4 separate regions of the Homo sapiens genome follow, and all the other regions are linked to region 1. The links are chromatin contacts, found by Hi-C in ENCODE. All regions are on one chromosome and are shown on one strand. Each heading gives the region's core, a stretch centred on a gene start or an enhancer-like site at or near the end of the contact. The rest is flanking DNA. Distances are from core to core; before and after follow the strand shown.

Region 1 (4,714 bases), core at 2,215-4,714:
CCTGTATCTCCTCGATGTTATTTTCTCATAAGATCTTTGTAATAAAAAAATTTGTGCTCTGGAGGGTTTTAAGATAAAGTCAATAAATGCAGTGGGGACATTAGGGTTAGAAGTAAAGGCTTTCTTTCAAAATTATTGGGTCAATGAAACCTTTTGATACTATTTAGGTAAATTTGGAAGGCTATTTGTGTAACTCAATATGTACTAGGGCATGGAACACAATTTGGCATTCTTCAAACACAGCAGTAAGCTCTTTATTACTTCTTGGTTAGTCCTCCCATCAGAAACTATTCTTACCTATGCTCTAAGGTCCTCTAAAATTACAGTTATGTTACTGAGTTAGAATTACCTTTCCACATACTCAAGATATCAAAACTATAAAATATTTTGGAACGTAGTACATTCATATTTCTTTTTCTTTTTTTTTTTTTTGAGACAGAGTCTTGCTCTGTCACCCAGGCTGGAGTGTTAGCCAGGATTGTCTCGATCTCCTGACCTTGTGATCTGCCCGCCTCGGCCTTCCAAAGTGCTAGGATTACAGGCGTGAGCCACCGCACCCGGCCACATTCATATTTCAGTTGCCAATGAAACCAGAATGAGCCAACTTCATTTCTTAAATTTTCAGTTTCTTTTCATACACAAGTTTTTGTCCAGCACTTTTTATTATTTAGTCTTCATTAAATACTATGTTTCAAGATCCAGAGTAACTTTTCTAAAATCACAGATATAATAGCTTATTTTACTAAAGGTAAAATATATTTTGAATTTTCTTTCTTTTGTGTACTATTCTGTTTTTCAATACCTCCCTGTTTAATATCTGTGAATTTAATTAAGATAGTTTACTTCCCTTTGTTAACTGGGCAGAAAGTTAAGGTGGGTAGAAAAGAAAGGCAATGGACAAAAATTAAGTAGAAACATTAAATCCTTTTGGAAAAAATGAAAATAAAGATAGACAACGTATTTGAGATTCAGAAAGTACACAAGCAATAGTAAAGATTAGAGCCTAGATCTATCCAATAATAGGAATATATTAAATATCTGAAAATACCTCATAAAAATATGTGGCAATTTCTTTGGAGGAAAAGAACAGGGCTAACTCTAAGGCTAAACAAAAACTAGGTAAGATATTGGTATAAGGCTGATTTACAAATAGACATAGTAGTTATTTCCTACTGGTTAAGAAATTGATTTCCAAAGATGGGAGCTGATCAAATTTGGTATTTGTTAAAAGGATGAAGATCTGTTCAAAGTAGCATACTGAGGTTGCCTAGGACTGGGCTAGGCAGTAGAATAGACCACAGGTTGTATTTGCAGTACAGTTTTGTAGGTACATACACCTAAAAGTCTAGAAAACATTTAATTGAGCATTTGATAGGTGTTAGACTGCATTAAATATTGACCTTTACAAGTGCTAAAGAATTGTCAAAAAGGAGGAGGTAATTCTGCAGTAAGAGTAGTGAGCCTCACCTGGACTCCCAGGCAACATACAGAGGGTGTGTGAACATTTAGAAATCAGTGATAACCAAGAGCCGGTGATAACCTGCCAGTTCAATGTCCTGCATTCAAGGGCTGACAGTGGTGACTGGGACAGGAATGTTGGAGGATTGGGATGCTAACACACTGGAGGTTTTCAAGCACAGGCTATATTAAGATTTGTTGGGATTGTTGCACTTGGTGTTCACACAGCAGACAGTAAGTAGAGTAGGTATTTTGATAGTCTTGTCTAACTGAGGGTCTAAGTTTAAAAGAAAACTGTTCTCAGGGAGGCCACCATAAGTAGTACTTCATTATTAAGTATTATGGAACTACTTCATTCTCATTTCTAGAACAGCACAGAGCTTGGCAACTCAAAACCCGCCTATTTTACCTACCCACCTAATGAATGACATTTATTATTTCTTTCAGAACCGTTTTTAGGTATTGCATACCTCCTTCTTGATTAGTATACTATACATTAATATAGTGGTTCTCAAACTTAAGTGTGCAAACAATCACTTGGAGGGTTTGTTAAAATGGATCGCTGCATATTTTCTGATTCAGAAGGTCTGAGGTGGCATTTCTGAATTCCTAGGATGTTGCGGCCTGAATTCACTTTGAGAACTCTAGCTCCTGTGACTGGTCCATCTTCCTTCTCCCAGGTAGCACACTGCTAAGAGATATGCGTAATGGAGGCCCCAGGACTACTCCTAATCAAGTTGGATTGTTGTCATTGACTAGGTAAATAGGCCTGTGCAAACTTACAAAGGCAATGCATTGCCTGTATCTTGTCACGTCTTTTAGTGGTCTTTTCTCTTTTTCCTGGGTTTCTATCACAGCCACTTGCCATCCTGAGTGTTAGTTTGATCATCCTTAGCACAGAAAATATTGATCTCAAAGATCAATATCCAATGGTATTTAATGTGGGATCACTCCTGGGAGAATTTAACAATATTGTTAATTTCAAACCATGGGAAGCTCCCTCTACATGAATGCATAGTTTGTATACATTTTAGTGTAAAAGACAAAATAACACCCTTCTCCTTAATTGTATTAAAAATGAGTTTTCAGTTTATTGCTACTTTTGAAACGATATATAATTATAACTAGCATTCTGGGACATTCTTGACATTTGACTTGTTGAAGGTGCTTGCATTGTGGATCACGTCCTGCAGTCTTTTGCACACAAACCAGGACAAAAGTGCATTGATTAGTGTTTTCTGTGGCACCTCCTCCTCTTCATCAGTATCCAACAGACTTATAATGGCATAGGTAAGTATATGAGACAGTTGATAAAGAAAAACGTATGCAAATACTGGTAGAAATCTTACTTCATAACCACTATTTCTACTCAAATTCTTCACCCTTCTCATATGGTGCCCTTTATTTCGTTTTGGAGTTTCAGAATCTATTTTAACTGTGTGTGTGTGAGATAGTCATAGTGATTTATAGCATGCAACGAAAAAGAAAACATTAATAGTACTGCCCCGATCTTCAAAGCTACCTGACCCCTGCCCGGTTTCTGCGCTGCTGGTTAAGGCTGTTTTTTCCACTGGTCAGGAAGTACGGAACTAGTTTCTGGGCATTTTCCTTTCCCTTTCCCCCTCCTTCCTCTCCACCGCCTCCTGGTCCCCCTCTGGTCTCTCCGGCTTTAACAGCGCCAAGCACCCGCGTGCTCAGGTACCCTTCCCTCTTCTCCCGCCCATCAAACAAAGCCCCGGGAGACAGGCGCGCGCCGCCGGCCACGCCAACAGGAGATGCGGCCGCGCCGCCACACGCTTGGAACCGGAGGAGGACAGCAAGCGCGACCACGCACCGCGCGTCCCCGCCGCTTCCTTCCCTCTGGACTCTTCCTTTTCCTCCCGGCCCGGCCCCCCGCCCCCGCTCCGGGAACGCGCCTGCGCACAAGCTGCCCTCTCCCTTCTCCGCCCTTCCTTCCCTCCGTCCCTCCTCCCCTGCCCCGCCTTCCTTTCTCTCTCTCCCGTTTCACTCACTGAGAGCTCCAGGTAGTGAGCAGTTCAGTCGATTTCCTCGTTACCCCGCCCCCCTTTCTCTTGCCCCCCCACCCCTCTCATCTGCCTGGTGGAGGATGAAGCGGCTGCAGTGGCCCCAGCCTCAGCAGCGGCACCGGCGGTGGCTGCGGTGTGGGTGGCCGGAACTGGGGTGGTGAAGAAGCGGTGGTGGCGGCTGAAGGAGCGGTAGCAGCCTCAGCCTCTTTCCCTGTGCTTCCTTTCCTCTTTAGTGCAGCGAGGAAGTTTTCGCTTCTGTACATGTGTTTGTGTGCGTGAGTGTGGGTGTGTGCGGTGAGGTTTGGGTGGCGTTTGTGCAGGCGTTGGGTTTTTTGCCCACTTGGCTTCCCGTAACCCAGGCAGCTGGGGAGCCTGGGCTGTGGCCCTAGGAGGGGGCGCGGCGGCGGGCTCTCTCCTTTTGTTGTTGTTTCCTCAGCCTGGGGAGCTGAAGGGGAGACGCGTCTGGGTGGGGCTGCTCGGAGCCCGGGCCTGGTGGCCCCTGGGGCTCCCGGGCGGGCAGGGTAGGGCAGAGTAGAGCGGGCTTCAACATGATGGCGGCCGAGGCCGGCAGTGAGGAGGGCGGCCCGGTAACAGCCGGAGCTGGAGGAGGCGGCGCGGCAGCGGGCTCCAGTGCCTATCCCGCAGTGTGTCGGGTGAAGATACCCGCGGCCCTGCCTGTGGCAGCCGCCCCCTATCCTGGGCTGGTGGAGACCGGAGTGGCTGGAACTCTGGGTGGCGGAGCCGCTTTGGGGTCAGAGTTCCTAGGAGCCGGGTCTGTGGCAGGGGCACTGGGGGGAGCTGGACTGACAGGGGGAGGTACTGCTGCTGGCGTAGCTGGTGCTGCTGCTGGCGTGGCCGGTGCTGCTGTTGCTGGACCTAGTGGAGACATGGCTCTCACCAAACTGCCCACTTCGTTGCTTGCTGAGACTCTCGGGCCAGGCGGCGGTTTTCCCCCTCTGCCCCCTCCCCCTTACCTGCCCCCTTTGGGGGCGGGCCTCGGGACAGTGGACGAAGGTGACTCTCTGGATGGACCAGAATACGAGGAGGAAGAGGTGGCCATACCGTTGACCGCTCCTCCAACTAACCAGTAAGTTAAGACTGCTGTTCAGGAATTTGGGAAGCTGGCTCCAGAAAAGAAGTGGAAATGAAGGGGTAAATCATACTTTGTCCTTTTCATCTGTGGTTTGTTAGGAAAAGTTTTTGAAGTTTCAGGTTTCTTGGGTAGGAAT
Region 2 (4,714 bases), core at 758-3,257, 4.9 Mb before region 1:
GTTGGGGGGAAGTTGGAGAACAGAACAATGCTATTGACAACTTGATATTCCAAGAGCAGAGAAAGCTATTTCAGGATATGTTTTCTCGTTTTGGACATCAAATGCCTATCCAAGTTCTGGAAAATGTGGCTCAAGGGTTGCATGGGTCCTGGGCAGCTCTTGATCTGAAGTCCCTCATCCTGGCCTTTGATCTCCCACTCCTTTACTGTTGCCAGGATGGAGGGTGATGGAGTTGAGTTCACATCAGCATTTGAAGTAATGCGGTCCTCATACTGTCTTCTGCTCGAGTTTACTCAGGTTCATTACAGGGGTGGGGTTAGAGGGCCATTTGTCTTGGGCCTCAGATTGAAGAAGGGCCTCAAAGCTGAACTTTAAAATCTTTCTCCAAAACATGGTGTGCATATGGTTATTAAAATTATTATTGGGACAAAAACATTTATTTGCTAAATATAAATGTATGAAAAATACCATAATTTTTGTAGCAGTATTTTAACACATTTTAAAAAATATATTAGAAGTGTCCAAATGTGGAATTGGCTCAGATGTCTCAGCTTCTGAGAAGCTCAGAATTTACCACCAAACAGCAGCCAACGTATGAGGTCCCTTGGGCTTTCGTCCCATGCCAAATGACCCAGCTGATAGAGCCTAAGAACAGATTAGATTCCCTACAGATCCTGATCTTTGAGTATGTACTTCAAAGTGGGGTTTTTAACATCAGTTTTTAAACTTTGCTCTGCATGCTTGTAGGACACTAGCATATTTTGACTTATAAGAATTAATATTTTACCCATTGAAAAAGTACCCCTACTGGGCCACATTTTTAACTATTTAAATTGGGAGAAAAAAGCTGAAATACCCAGAGTTCATGGAGAAAAAAGTGAAATAGGATCTGCCAATATCTGTCAGTACTCCATAGGAACAAAGCAGTGGAAATGAAACTCAGTGTTTGGGCTGTGCATGTGTGCGTGTGTGTATGTGTGTCTTTGTGCAGTTGGCAGATCAACCCTAAACAGGCCTCGTGTGGCTGAGGCTCATGCATTCACAAATCCAGGTGGTGGCCTCCATTTGCAAAAAAATTTCTTTGTTTTGCCATTCTCTGGGCAGAAAGTACTGCCAATAATATATGAGTAATATCTGGGGCTCATTTCCATTTGGATGTGGAGACTTAGGTCTCTAAAACTTTCCAAAAAAAATGTCCGATTGGGCCAGTAGGGAAAGCCATGATGCAACCTTAGTGGACTCATTTATGCTTTGATTGCCATTTCCTGTAGATATCCATGTTTATACATTACGAGGCATAATGTGCTTCATCTTATTATGTGCTATTATTTTAATTTTTCCAATGATAAAATAATGCATGCTTTTTTGTAGAAAATTTGGAGAAATGTATCCTATATAGAAGCTTAAAGGAAGTATGTATAATCTCAGCAAGCAGTGTTATCTCATGCTGACTTAATTCTAAAAGAAATTTTGGTAATTTTTGTTAATTCTTTGTTAATTCTATGCAAATCATTCCATTGAAAATAATAATGACAGAAACATCAGAGTTTTAGGTTTGATCATCAAAACCTGTTTACTGTGAACCTAAAATACAACAGGGACCTGTTGGGATGCATCTAAATTCCAAAGGTCATGTGGATACGTCCTCAAATCTTTTGTTTCTGTTTTAAAATGACAGTGATGGTAAATATTTATGGTTGACTGTGTATCATTGCCCTACATTTTTTATGTGAACCAACTATTTTAATAATTACAAGAATCTTAAAGGAAAGTGCCATTGGTAGAGTCCCATTTTACAGATGGAAAAATTGAGATGAAAAAGATTAAGTAACTTGGCCAAGGTTACAGGCAACTATGCAGTAGAGGTGAGTCAGCCCGTCTTCCAGAAACCCTGAGCATCTTCCCTTCTAAACTTGAAAGTGTTTAGTTTCTTCAACTAAGGGCATAACCGGGTCAGTCAGGATGTATTTGACCACATGAAAGGGCAGCAAAACACATCTCTTTGCTTTGATTTCTGTAGAAACATGTCCCCTGTGTTAAGTGGTGACAAGCCTCGTGGGGGTTTTGCTCAGGCGACAGGCTGGAAATGCATGTGTGGCAGGCGGGCTTGTGAGATCACATCCGAAGCTGGCTGGACTCAGTTCAGTCCTTTGGAGTGTTGATTCAGATGACGGGGGGAAGAGGCGAACCCCTCTTCTTTGGCTTAGAAGATTACGGATCTGTAACTTCAAAAGCTGTTTGCAATTTTATATTCACGTCTCGCTGCCAAGGTGCTTGTCTTATCTGCAGTCTGTTGGCTGGGGCCCTTGTGAGTAAGCTGGGCGGTTTCCTCCTGCATTTGGAAGGAAGTTGCAGGGTCAAAAAGGGGGGTGGGTGGTGGAGAGGTGAGTGTGGCTGAGAGGATGACACCAGCGGAAACAAGGGAAATAGTCTGGGAGGAGGGCCAGACGAGCAGGGTGTGTCAGAGTGAACTCAGGGAGAGGAGAGGAAAGGCCCTTTCCTAGTCTGTGCTGATCTGGGAGGACACACCATCTAAACAGGAAGAGCACAGAACAGAGATTCATCAGACAGACCTGCTTGGGGTTCTTGCTTGCTGGTTTTAAGGCTTTGTGACCTTGGTCAATTTACTAAACCTCTTTGGCCCACCTTCCCCTTCTGTACTGTTTGCTGTATGGTCTGTTTTTTGCTAAGCTCAGGTGGTAATGTTGCCCTCAATACTCCATGCCCAGCTTGTTACAGAAGGAAGAATGCTGGTCTAGGAGACAGGAGATCTGGGTGGATTTTCTGTCCTTACTCTTCATCAGCGATCTGACCCTGGGCAAGATTAAGAACTAATGTGACCCCCAGTTTCTTAATCTGTCAAGTGGGTATAATAATACATACCCTTTTAACTTCACAAGGTTTCTGGGATGCTCAAAGAAGATCAGGTGTTTGAAAAGATTTTGTAAACCTAAAAGGATTATACGTTGAGCTGTTCTAGATGCTGGGTGAAATGTGCGACTGAACACACAGTACTGGTGGACTGCTGGGTTCTCACTCAGGGATGGCAGAAAGGTTTCAATTTGTGAGCCAGCCACTCTCATTGACTGGGAGTGGCTGCCTGGACCTCCTGAGCTTTGGCTGCGTTCTGAGGGAAAGAGTGCTCATGTTGATTATTAATGTCTGTCATGGACAAAGGGGTAGGAGAAGTGGTTCTTGGATTGTGCGTTTGCTCTTTCTGTTCCCGCCTAGTGATTTCTAAATTCGGTTGCTCATTTAGATTCTCCTGGTTAAAATGCCCCATCAGGCAGATTTCCCATTTCATAGGCCTGGATGTGACCTGGGGTGAAGGCAAGGAATCTTCATTTTTTAAATAAAGCTTTCCTTGCTGGTTATTTTGATAGTTGTGCAGGTGTGGAGAGGTGGAGCAGGCATCGAGTCACATGGGAGCTCCAGGTGAGTCTCATGGAGCTCTGAGCATTGGAAGAATGGAGCACAGAAGAGTTAAGCAACTTTTCTAGACATGGTCGTAAGTTTGAAAAATGTAGATCAGGCCTGTGGTTTCTAGTAGGTTGCCTAACTCTTTCTTCATTAAACAAATGGGTTGTATTGTCTGTTATGATGATTCTCCCACTGGCTTCAGGCCTGATTATTTTTCCTTGTGGTTCAGACAGCTGCTCCAAAAGAGTCAGATGCTGAGATCCATTGTCCACCCTGGCTCCTGCTCTGAATTGACATCAGTTTGCAACTAGCAGTTTCATAAATCAAGAAAAAGAAGAAAGGTAAATTAATGACTGTGTTAACTAGAGGGGCTCTGAATTTCTGCTTTACATGTACTCATTTTGAATTTCACTTTTATTATAATGAACTTGCAAACACAGCATTGCAATAGTATATGCACCTCCCAAAGATGCTGGGAAATAGCTGATATTTCATCATTTGAGGACAGTTTGTGCCTGCAAGTGGCAGAGGTGCAGGAGGAGACAAATAAAAGGGATGCCTACATCCTATTTCCATGAATTTCTGTCCTCTGAGCTGAAAGACAATTTACAAGTTGGCTGATAAGACCTTGAAGAAAGAAGATATTTTAAAACTTTAATTGAAAATCCCCATTCCTTCTCATTGAAGAAGCAAAAGAAGAAACTATAATGATGGACACTCTGGTGCTAGTATCAGTCATTTTGATCACAAGACGTGGACCAGCCCACCTTGGAGCTCACTGTGGTGGTGGCCTGGTCCTAATGCAAGTCCTAATGGAGCTCTTGGAACTGGCTGTAGCCTTTGCTGAGCAGGAGCAACTATGTCTCTGGTTCTTAAGGATTGAAAAGGTAAGGTTGCAGTTCTGGATGCTGGCATTACTTCAGGGCAACACACACACACACATACACACACACACACACACTCAGTACTGTAAGTCATCCTTTCTCTCGTAGGGGAAGATGTGTACTTTTTTTTTTTTTTTTCTTGAGATGAAGCCAAACTGAAGAAAAACGAACAGAAAAAAGAATCACAGGCCCACAGCTTACATGTCATTCATACAGGCAGGATTCAGGGCCTCGGCTTCTGCCAAAAGAAAAAGACATTCTACACCCCTATTTCTTAATAATAAATAACGATTTCTACAGCAACAAATGCTTTTAACTCTGCCCCCATCTCTGCTCTATGAGCCTTGAAGGCATTGCAGTTTGAGACCTGCGAGTTGGACCTTTGTCTGCCTGTACTTTCTGAGAACTCA
Region 3 (4,714 bases), core at 557-3,056, 4.0 Mb after region 1:
GTCAGATTGGAAAAATATTACTCTGAAATAAAGAAAATTTATAGAAACTTGATTTTATTTTATAAACAAAGTTCTAATTAAAAAAAAAAAAAAAGAGCCGGCCAGGTATGGTGGTACACCCTTGTAATCCCAGCACCTTGGGAGGCCGAGGCAGGCGGATCCCTTGAGCCCAGGAGTTCGAGACCAGCCTGGGCAACATGGTGAAACCCTGTCTCTTAAAAAAATACAAAAATTATTCAGGCATGGTGGCACACACCTGTAGCCCCAGCCCCTGGGGAGGCTGAGGTGGGACTATCACCTGATTCTGGGGAGGGTGAGGCTGAAGTGAGCCAAGATCCCACCACTTCACTTTAGCCTAGGCGAGAGAGTGAGACCATGTCTCAAAATAAGTAAATAAAAATAAAAAGGAAGAAAGAAAAAGAGCCGAGTGGTGGTGCACGCCTGTAGTCCTAACTACTGGAGAGGCTGAGGCGGAAGGGTTCCTTGAGCCCAGGAGTTCGAGGCCAGCCTGGGCAACACAGAAAGACTCTCTCTTTTTTTTTTTTTTTTTTTTTTTTTTTTTTTTTTTTTTTTTTGAGACGGAGTCTCGCTCTGTCGCCCAGGCCGGACTGCGGACTGCAGTGGCGCAATCTCGGCTCACTGCAAGCTCCGCTTCCCGGGTTCACGCCATTCTCCTGCCTCAGCCTCCCCAGTAGCTGGGACTACAGGCGCCCGCCACCGCGCCCGGCTAATTTTTTGTATTTTTAGTAGAGACGGGGTTTCACCTTGTTAGCCAGGATGGTCTCGATCTCCTGACCTCATGATCCACCCGCCTCGGCCTTCTCTCTTTAAAGAAAAAAAAAAAAAAAGAAAAGAAATTTGTCTATATAAATATACAGTTAAAGCAAACAATATAATATATAAAACCAAATTTGGAAATATTTTTTCCTTCCATCAAAACTTAAACATCAATTTTAGAACACAGTGTTCTATATCGTAAGGAGTCCTAGAGTCTACCCAGTATAATGTCTCACATCCTCGCCCTCTTGCTATAGTTGTCAAACCTAAATGTACCTAAGAATCACTGATAGGTAGTTGGTTAATACGATGGATTATTTCTAGGCCCCGACCTCAGACAGGTGCCTCCATGCCCCCACCCAGCCAGGACATTCTGAGTCTGTAATTTGAAGTGAGCTTCAAGAATCTGCATTTTTACCGCGGCGCTTTTGATGCAGGCGGTCCACGGTAAAGTTAGAGAAATGCTGCCCTGCTGCTGCGCTGCAGATTGAACTCTGGGGAAGAAGAAATGAGCACGACCGGGAGCGGTCCATCTAAACCGGTCCATTTAGATGGACAGGTTTTAGCAGTCCATCTAAATCTGTCTCAGGAGCTTTCTTTCTTTCTTTTTTTTTTTTTTTTTTTTTTTTTGAGACGGAGTCTCGCTCTGTCGCCCAGGCTGGAGTGCAGTGGCACTCACTGCAAGCTCCGCCTCCCAGGTTCACGCCATTCTCCTGCCTCAGCCTCCCGAGTAGCTGGGACTACAAGCGCCCACCACTACGCCCGGCTAATTTTTTGTATTTTTTAATAGAGGCGGTGTTTCACCGTGTTAGCCAGGACGGTCTCGATCTCCTGACCTCGTGATCCGCCCGCCTCGGCCTCCCAGAGTGATGGGATTACAGGCGTGAGCCACCGCGCCCGGCCTGTCTCAGGAACTTTCAAAGGGGAGTGGCAGACAGAAAATGAGCACGGTATCTAATCAGCAAGTAGGATTGCAAATAAGAACGCCTTTATGAAGGCCCCAGTTTTTACAGTAAGTCCCTCACTGCCCGCACACAACGATGCCAAGTTCCAACCTGATTTGCGTCACCACAGTTGTGGGTTTGCGCCAAGGTTAGTTATCAAGCGTAGTGAGAGGATAAATTCACAAAATGAGGGACAAAAATAAGACGAGAGCTGGGTACAACGGAAGTGAAACCTGGGTGGAGGTCATCTCCAAATCACAGTGGAAGGACGATGTCAGGGATTTGTCCCAACACTCTTTTGATGAAAGAATTTGATTAGTGGACTATTGCACTCTTAAAGGCAAAGAAAACAAAGCACGGCAGTGCCCCGCTCGGTCGGGATTCAAAAGCAGTGAAAGCTGCCTTGCTCTGTTTAAAGCGACAGGACTGCTCTGCTATTCAGGAAAGACTAAGGAGGCAGCGGTATCTGCGAAGTCCTGCGAGCTCCCGGCGACAGGAGTAGCGCGAGCAGCTGACGGGGGAAATCCACTGGCAGCGAGTCGGATGAGTCAGCGCTGAGTCACGCTCGGCGCTACGTGCCGGCCTGGGCGGCCGCAGCCCGGGGCCCGCAGCCGCGGAGTCAGCAGAGATCCGCCGCTTCCTGGAAGACCCTCCCTGCGCCTGAGGGAGGGGGCGGCGTCGCCTCCTCGCGCCGCCAAGGCCCCCTGCAGTCACACACTCGCCCGCACGCACGACCTCCTCGCTCCATCCTGGGGACATCCAGGATTCACCCCCGAGGGGAAGAGTCCCATGTGACAAATGGTTAGAGCTTGGGCGGATGCTTTCATCCCATGTGTTTCCTCAAAGCTGAGATTCCAGCGCTCTTGCTCTTTTCGTGTTGTTGTTAGGTTTTTAACTTTTTTTTCCCGTTTCCTGGCAGAGGATTAACACGCTGATCTTTTTATAGTTTCCAATATTTTAAATGAAGCACAAGAAGAATGGATTAATAAAACGTGTTGAAACTTAAGCATCAAATCGTCACACTGCTCTGGGTTCTAAAATGACTAGAAAGTGACTGCACTAGAAGCTTTGAATGTTGGGTAACTGGGAAGGATTAACTCGGTTCTGATGTGCCCTTTGTTAATGAAAATCAAATCTTTGCTATTTGTCCAACCACCCTTATAATAACTAAATTTGTCTAAAGACTGGAGACATGTGTGGTAATAATTAGATATGGAGTCACCAAAGAACAGGGTAGCCATGCCTTTGTGTTTTCTGTGCCTTAACTAACATTCTGTTGTCCTAATGTGCAAATGATACATTGTTGGTTTTAAAAAATATTATGGCAATGTTTATATCCATGCTGAGAGTTAATAGCAGGTATTGTGTCATGAAGTGCAGCTAGTCAGTGAGATAGTCCTGATACAGGTGGGGTAATTATTATTTAGGGACAATTTGCGGCTGTTTTTCAAGACAGACTGGGTCTTTAGAAGTTGTGCCAGCTGTTACCGGTGGTTCTGCTTCATTGGGAGAATTATTTCCCTCCTTATCCCTGTGTACGTGTGAAATGATGCAAAACAATAGAGTGTTCGTGTAGTTTGACTGCTTTTCTTGCAGGCAAGGAGACTGAAGTAATTAGAGGTTGAACTGACTCACCAAGGTTACTGGAGAAGCATGACTACCCAATTTTGTAAAGGAGAGAAAAGCCCCAAACAAATACAAATAGGAAACATGAAAATACGAGAGAGGATCAGAGCCCAAGAAAGCAAAATGAGTAATATGGACCAGAAATGGAATCTCATATACTTGAACTAGTTGTAATGGGAGGTATACTTAATGCGCTAGCCTTAAAAAAAAAGTCAAATTATTGCATAAAAATTTAAGATTTTAAGTAATTACATACATCATTTGATGTTTTAAAAACTGTGCCTGATTCTGATTCATTATTCTTAGCATATCCATATGGATATTGCCTTGGCATTTACCAAGTCAGACTTCAGTTCAAAAACCCAAATTCATCTTATGACGGTGTGAACTTGGACTTGATACTTAGCTTCTCTAAGCCTATAATGGAGATTATAATCACCATTTCACCTGTTTGCAAAGCAGGCAGGATTAAATGAGATGATGCCTATAAAAGGTTTAGCACATTTCCATGCAAAAAATTTCTCAGTAAACGAAGCTTGTATTGTGTTATCAGTATTATTGAACTTGACTAAACTATTGATCAGATCACAAAGAGGTAGTACAGGTACTTTGTCCAGATCCTAGAACTAATAAAAGCTTTGGGAATGTACATCACAAACGTAGTGGTTCAGTGACTGATATGGTTTGGCTCTGTGTCCCCACCCAAATCTCATCTCGATTTGTAATCCCCACGTGTCAAGGGAGGGACCTGTAATCCCCATGTATCGAGGGAGGGAGGGGATTGGACCATGGAGTCAGTTTCCCCCATGCTGTTCTCGTGATAGTGAGTTCTCATGAGATCTGATGGTTTTATAAGTGTTTGGTAGCCCCTCCTTCATTCTTCTCTTTCGTTCCACTTTCTGAAAAAGGTCCTCGCTTCCCCTTCACTTTCTGCCATGATTGTAAGTTTCCTGAGGCCCCCCACCCAGCCATGTGAAACTGTGAGTCAATTAAACCTCTTTTTTTTCTTATAAATTACTCAGTCTCAAGTATTTCTTTATATATAGAGTGTGAAAACAGACTAATACAGTGACCTTGGGCAAGATCCTTAGACAAGAGTCTAAAACACCTGAGCAAGTACTTAATGTTCTTTGATTATGAGTGGAGAGATGAAAGAAATAAAGGAAATCTAAATAAAAGGAATGCCCTACAATCATCAGTTGGCCAGAAAAGTGGTAGGTGATGCAAAACAACCAGGCAAGAACGCTTTTCTCCCATCCTCGGAGAGAGCTCCTTGACAAAGTACCATAGCAGTCACTGGGCAGAGAGGATATACTATTGTACTATTGCCCCTTTGCCATACAGGAATGCATTATTTAGCTGAGACA
Region 4 (4,714 bases), core at 1,632-4,131, 3.3 Mb after region 1:
ATAATACATTGTGGTGCCATTCTCTGAGATATGGAAGAGGAGCTGGGGGAGGAGGTGCATGGCTATGATTATGAATTCCTCTAAGATAGTAAAAAGGAATGGCAAATAGACAAATGGGCTATATAGTCAAACTCAGAGAAAAGGTCTAGGTTAGAAATAAAATTTCATGACTAATTTGCACATAGATGAAAATGAATTTGTGAGTACATATATTACCTAGAGAGTATAGAAAAAGAAGAGGGTCCAAGACTGAGCCTTGAAGAAGTCCAAAATTCAGTATCTTGGTGAAAGGAAATCAGCCTGAAAATATGGATAAGGAGTGTCCAGAAGAGGGAGAAACCATGGAAGTGTTATGTCATGGAAGCCAAAGCAAAATAACATCTCAAAGACTCACTATTTTTTGAATACTATGGATGAGTACCAAGCGAAACAAAAACAAACAAACAAAAAACAGAAAAGACCAACTCCAAAACTCTGAGTATATAAAATGGATGACAATAAATTACAAAGGTTGAGAATCCCTAACCCAAAAATCCAATCTTAAATACTCTGAAATTTGAAATACTTTGAGTGCTGACATGAAGCCACAAATGGAAAATTCCACAACTGACGTTTCAGATTTCAGATTAGGAATGCTAAACCTGTACAGGTATTCTGGTGATGTGCTTAGGTACCCTGAACACATTATTTTTTCACTGTATTAATGGTATTTTTTTTTTTTTTTTTACTGTTAAGCACTTATGTGTGAAAAAGTGTAAGAAAATGACTGCTTATTAGTAGCATACAAATTCAGAGTTAGGAATGACGGTGATGCCAAACAACCACAAATTTTCCACAAGGGTGGCTGAGATAGTGACACTTTTACCTGCTGATGGTTCCAGGTACAAGAACTTTTGTGCACAAATCATATAAAATTACCTTCCGACTATGTGTATAAGTTGAATATGAAACACAAATTTCATGTTCAGACAGGTCCCATCCCCAATGTATCTTATTATGTATATGCAAACATTCCAAAATCCAAAGAAATCTGAAACACTTCCGGTCTCAAGCATTTCAGGTAAGGACTACCCAACCTGTACTTTCTAGGCATATACTTATCATAAAATGCTTTAAAACTATTTAATATAGTTGAATCCAACCCTTGAAAAGCACTTTCTGACCTTGCTCTAATGGCAATATTATAATGCTTTAAAAGCTCAAGAGTTCCTATTCAGATAACACAGATAACTAATAGCTATATGTTAAGTAGATTATTTCAACTGTTCTCTGAAGTGCTACATTATTACCAAGAACTAGGATTCCTAACTTGACAGCTATGAAACTAAAGAAAACTATCACATTTTATATCTCAAAAGCAGTTTTGAAGTCATGACCACATCTTTTCCTCCAAGGATAACAGTTTTATTTCCACTCATTTAACCAGGTCTTTTTTTAATCTTGTGTCTTTAACCTAGGGAATGTCTTTGAATCCTGTAGATTCCAGGCAAATTTTATACATATGTATATTTTTCTGGGGAGAATTTTCATTGCTTCATATTCTCAAAAGGCATCCATGATCAAAAAAGTTAAGACTTAATATACAGCAATTTACACTTGGCTATACCGACCTACTTATGTGTCTTGTTAGACAGTTTCACCCTAATAATTTGTACTTAGAACTTCAAAATTGGCTTAGTAGTGCAGCTAACTGAAAATCACTAAGCAATGCCCCAAAGCCATTTTAGATACTTGTTTCTATCAACCTCTCTCCACGATATATTTCTAAATATAATTTAAAGGTCAGAACTTCACCTGTCTCACTATCTCTCCACTCCCCTTTATAATGAAATGCAGGCAGCTGACTATCGTGTTACAAATCTGGGTATTCTGAATGATCAAGAACTGGCTGTGTCTTCAACCGAAGTGAACAGACTGACCCAGGCGATCACTCCAGTCTACTACTCAGAGATTAGAAAATACATAATATTTAAGTCATCTGGCTCAATTCTATTCACCTCTCTTAATTCTCTTAGAGCAGGAAAAAGGCACGAACTCCCTTTCAGAAACTTGGAACAAGCCTGCGTGCTACCTAGATTACGAGGGGCCACAAAACAGTGTTAAAGCATTCTTCAGCTCAGTCTGTAACTGAAAACGGTTTCCCAAACACCTTCGTACTGTAGAATGGCTGCTGGGTGTTTCGCCTTGACCTTCTTTAACTAAGCAAGGTGCAATAAGAGGGTCACAGGGCACAAGTTAAAGCTGCAAAGGGACAGAATCAAAGGCACCCTATCCGCTGCCAGGGACAATTTTGTTTTTTAAAACTTAACTACCTCCTCCCTCTGTATTCCACACGTCAAGTTTTTCTTTCCCTGCTATCGTCAGCGAAGATTACGTCTCAGAGTCTTCTGTCACAGCATGACACTTGAACGATGTGACAAGATGCCGTCAGCGAATATTTCACGCCAACATAAAGTCGTGGGAGAAATGCTGTGTTTGGGTGGGAAATTAGCTGCCCAGGTAATCCAGCAGGTAGGCGTCCTTCCTCTGAGCCTCAGTTTCCCCGACAGTGTGACAAGAGGGCCTGGCAGGGCTGGTCTGGAAGTTCTTCCCTGTCTCGGGGGTGTCCGCCACACGGGCCGAGCCCGGCCCTGCAGCCCCCACCACACCTGTGGCCGAGGCTCAGCGCCTCCCGTGAGGACGCAGCTGGGGCTCAACCCCGCCCTCCTGGACCGGGCTACCCTCACCTCCTGCCACCATCTTTACCTGTCCCCGTTAGCAGGGAGCACTCTGCGAGAAGATGGCCAAAAGGTCCGCCGCCGCCGCTGTCCCGGGTAAGTTCATGGCCGAGCCTCTGCTTTGGGCTGACCCCGTCCGCCTCCGCCTCTGCCGCCAACGTCTCCGCCTTCCGGGCCGTACGCCGCCGCCACGTCCGCAAACCTGAGATGCGTCATCGCGTCAAGTGGGCGGAGGTGGGAAGGGGCGGGGGAGGACGCGGAGGGCAGCCCAAAACGGGGGAGTCCAACCACAGGTCCACGCCCGGCACGCAGGCGCAGGGACTCCTCCGGGGCCCGGGGGCGGGTCCAATCCCCGGGCCCGGGGGCGGGTCCAATCCCCAGCCCCGCCCTTGACTCCGCTCCTTCCGTGCCGCTTCACTCCCCGAGGAAAAGATTTGGTGGCCAAGTCAGCGGATCCAACCCGCGACCACCAGCGACCTACTGGCTGCGTCTTTGTCCAGCGTCCACACTGCGCTGGCAGAGACTGTCGGGTGCACCCTGAGGACGAGGCGTGGCTCAGGATGTGTCGGGGAGCTGTCTTGCATTTTTTTCTTGCTGTGCATCTCGAATTTTCTTTAGGGTGGGAAAGGACACCTCAAAAACACTGTTGACATCACGGTTTCAGAAAATTGCGCCATGTTTGTTACCCTTTTCATGCTGAAGACTCCAGACTGCTGCAGAAGAGGCAGAATTCTGGAGAGAAATCCTTGGGGGACCGAGGACGAGGGTTGGAGGGGGTTGTCTCACCCTTCCTGTTTTTAGGTGAGGGAAGTGAGCCACCTAGAGTCAGGCCCCAGGAAATGTTTTCCCTGGCTCGAGGAGTCAAGGGAGTCAACAAATTGTAATCTAACTTATTTTGGTTTGAAAATTAACTGAGTCATTGGTAGTCACCATTGGACTCTATGGAATATTAGCTTATTAAATAAACTCATGACTTCATACATGATTTTTATCACAAATGTGTTAAATGAGTATCATAATGTGTTTGAATTTATGTATGACTTTGGCAAAAGCCGCAACTACTTTTGCACCAACCTAATTAATGAATGTAAAGCATTTTAATGAGTCTGATGTCTCTCAGTGTTGATATTAGAGACGTTGCACTTTGACAACCATGCTAACTGTTACGACAATATCCATTTTAGGCACAAATAGCTGGGGTGCAGGGTGCAGAGCAGTGCTTTTCAGAATGTCTGAATATTTATACATTAGAAAGCCTTTGAAGCTTGGTTTTAAATTGTTTTTCAAAGAGTATGTTTTTGGTTTTCTGGTAAGTGCCTCTGCAAAGGTTAGGAGTTTTGCATTGCAATAGTTTTCTTTTATTAGCAGGGATAGGCACTGTGCTTCCCAGCGCCACAAAAAAAAACTGCAGGAGAAGACTTTTTTAAAAAGTTTGTCTGAATTGTTCTGTGTGTTGTTGCCCTCATGACACCCCTGTCTGTAACCATTTATCACTGAGACGTTCTCTCATCAGCAGACAAAGGATATATTCCCTGCTTGATATGTAGGACTTCGGCTGCTTAGCCCTCATGAATGTTAATGGGAATACAACCTTCTTTCTGTCTATAGGTTACTTTTCTTATTTTAATGTCAATAGACAGCGGAATTAATGTGAGAGCCAAAGTGATAGATTTCAAGCACTTCTATAGGACCGATACCTGTATCCTTCATATAAATAACTTTCTCAAAGATATCTGCATGCTCTTGAATAGTTATTTGTATTTAACAAGGATGCAAATATTAAACTTTTTATAAAAATGGAAGAATAGGATTATATTTTATTATTAGAATATACAAAAGAAGCAGTTAGCGTGAATTTTGGCCAAGTTCCAAAAAGCCGGCCAGTAGGAACAAGCATTTTGTCTTTGAGAAAAAGGATGTCCCCAGTGCTCAGCAGAGCCAAAGGATTTTTAGTGTTTCAAGATTTCACCTGACACAGTTTCTGTTAAAACGCTATA

What was found. A loop is a pair of places that touch in the nucleus more often than their neighbours do. Pooled maps may share reads with other maps.
Region 2: a loop to region 1 is called in a pooled map, with 4 times the contacts of the local background. The contact joins the enhancer-like site here to the promoter of RASA1 in region 1. A Hi-C loop is called at or near these places in 2 of 50 pooled maps.
Region 3: a loop to region 1 is called in a pooled map, with 4 times the contacts of the local background. The contact joins the enhancer-like site here to the promoter of RASA1 in region 1. A Hi-C loop is called at or near these places in 5 of 50 pooled maps.
Region 4: a loop to region 1 is called in a pooled map, with 8 times the contacts of the local background. The contact joins the promoter of LYSMD3 here to the promoter of RASA1 in region 1. A Hi-C loop is called at or near these places in 11 of 50 pooled maps.

The regions. Positions count from the first base shown.
Region 1 is chr5:87,264,419-87,269,132 of GRCh38, forward strand. It overlaps RASA1 (RAS p21 protein activator 1), which reads left to right and starts at 3,465. Exons shown (of 25, transcript NM_002890.3): 1 at 3,465-4,572. The coding sequence starts at 4,034. RefSeq lists enhancers at 3,194-3,488, 3,542-4,429, 4,187-4,236 and silencers at 3,237-3,486, 3,827-4,006.
Region 2 is chr5:82,355,089-82,359,802 of GRCh38, forward strand. No RefSeq gene overlaps it. Among named protein-coding and RNA genes, the nearest start is that of RPS23, 79 kb to the left of the region's middle. RefSeq lists an enhancer at 1,499-2,698. Within about 2 kb of position 2,008, at least 26 of the 41 ENCODE cell types and tissues checked have a DNase peak (open chromatin) inside an H3K27ac peak, as active enhancers do.
Region 3 is chr5:91,278,350-91,283,063 of GRCh38, forward strand. No RefSeq gene overlaps it. Among named protein-coding and RNA genes, the nearest start is that of LUCAT1, 34 kb to the right of the region's middle. RefSeq lists enhancers at 1,169-2,110, 2,109-2,368, 2,111-3,052. Within about 2 kb of position 1,807, at least 39 of the 41 ENCODE cell types and tissues checked have a DNase peak (open chromatin) inside an H3K27ac peak, as active enhancers do.
Region 4 is chr5:90,526,703-90,531,416 of GRCh38, forward strand. It overlaps LYSMD3 (LysM domain containing 3), which reads right to left and starts at 2,882. Exons shown (of 3, transcript NM_198273.2): 1 at 2,746-2,882. RefSeq lists enhancers at 2,153-2,653, 3,279-3,538 and a silencer at 2,919-3,168.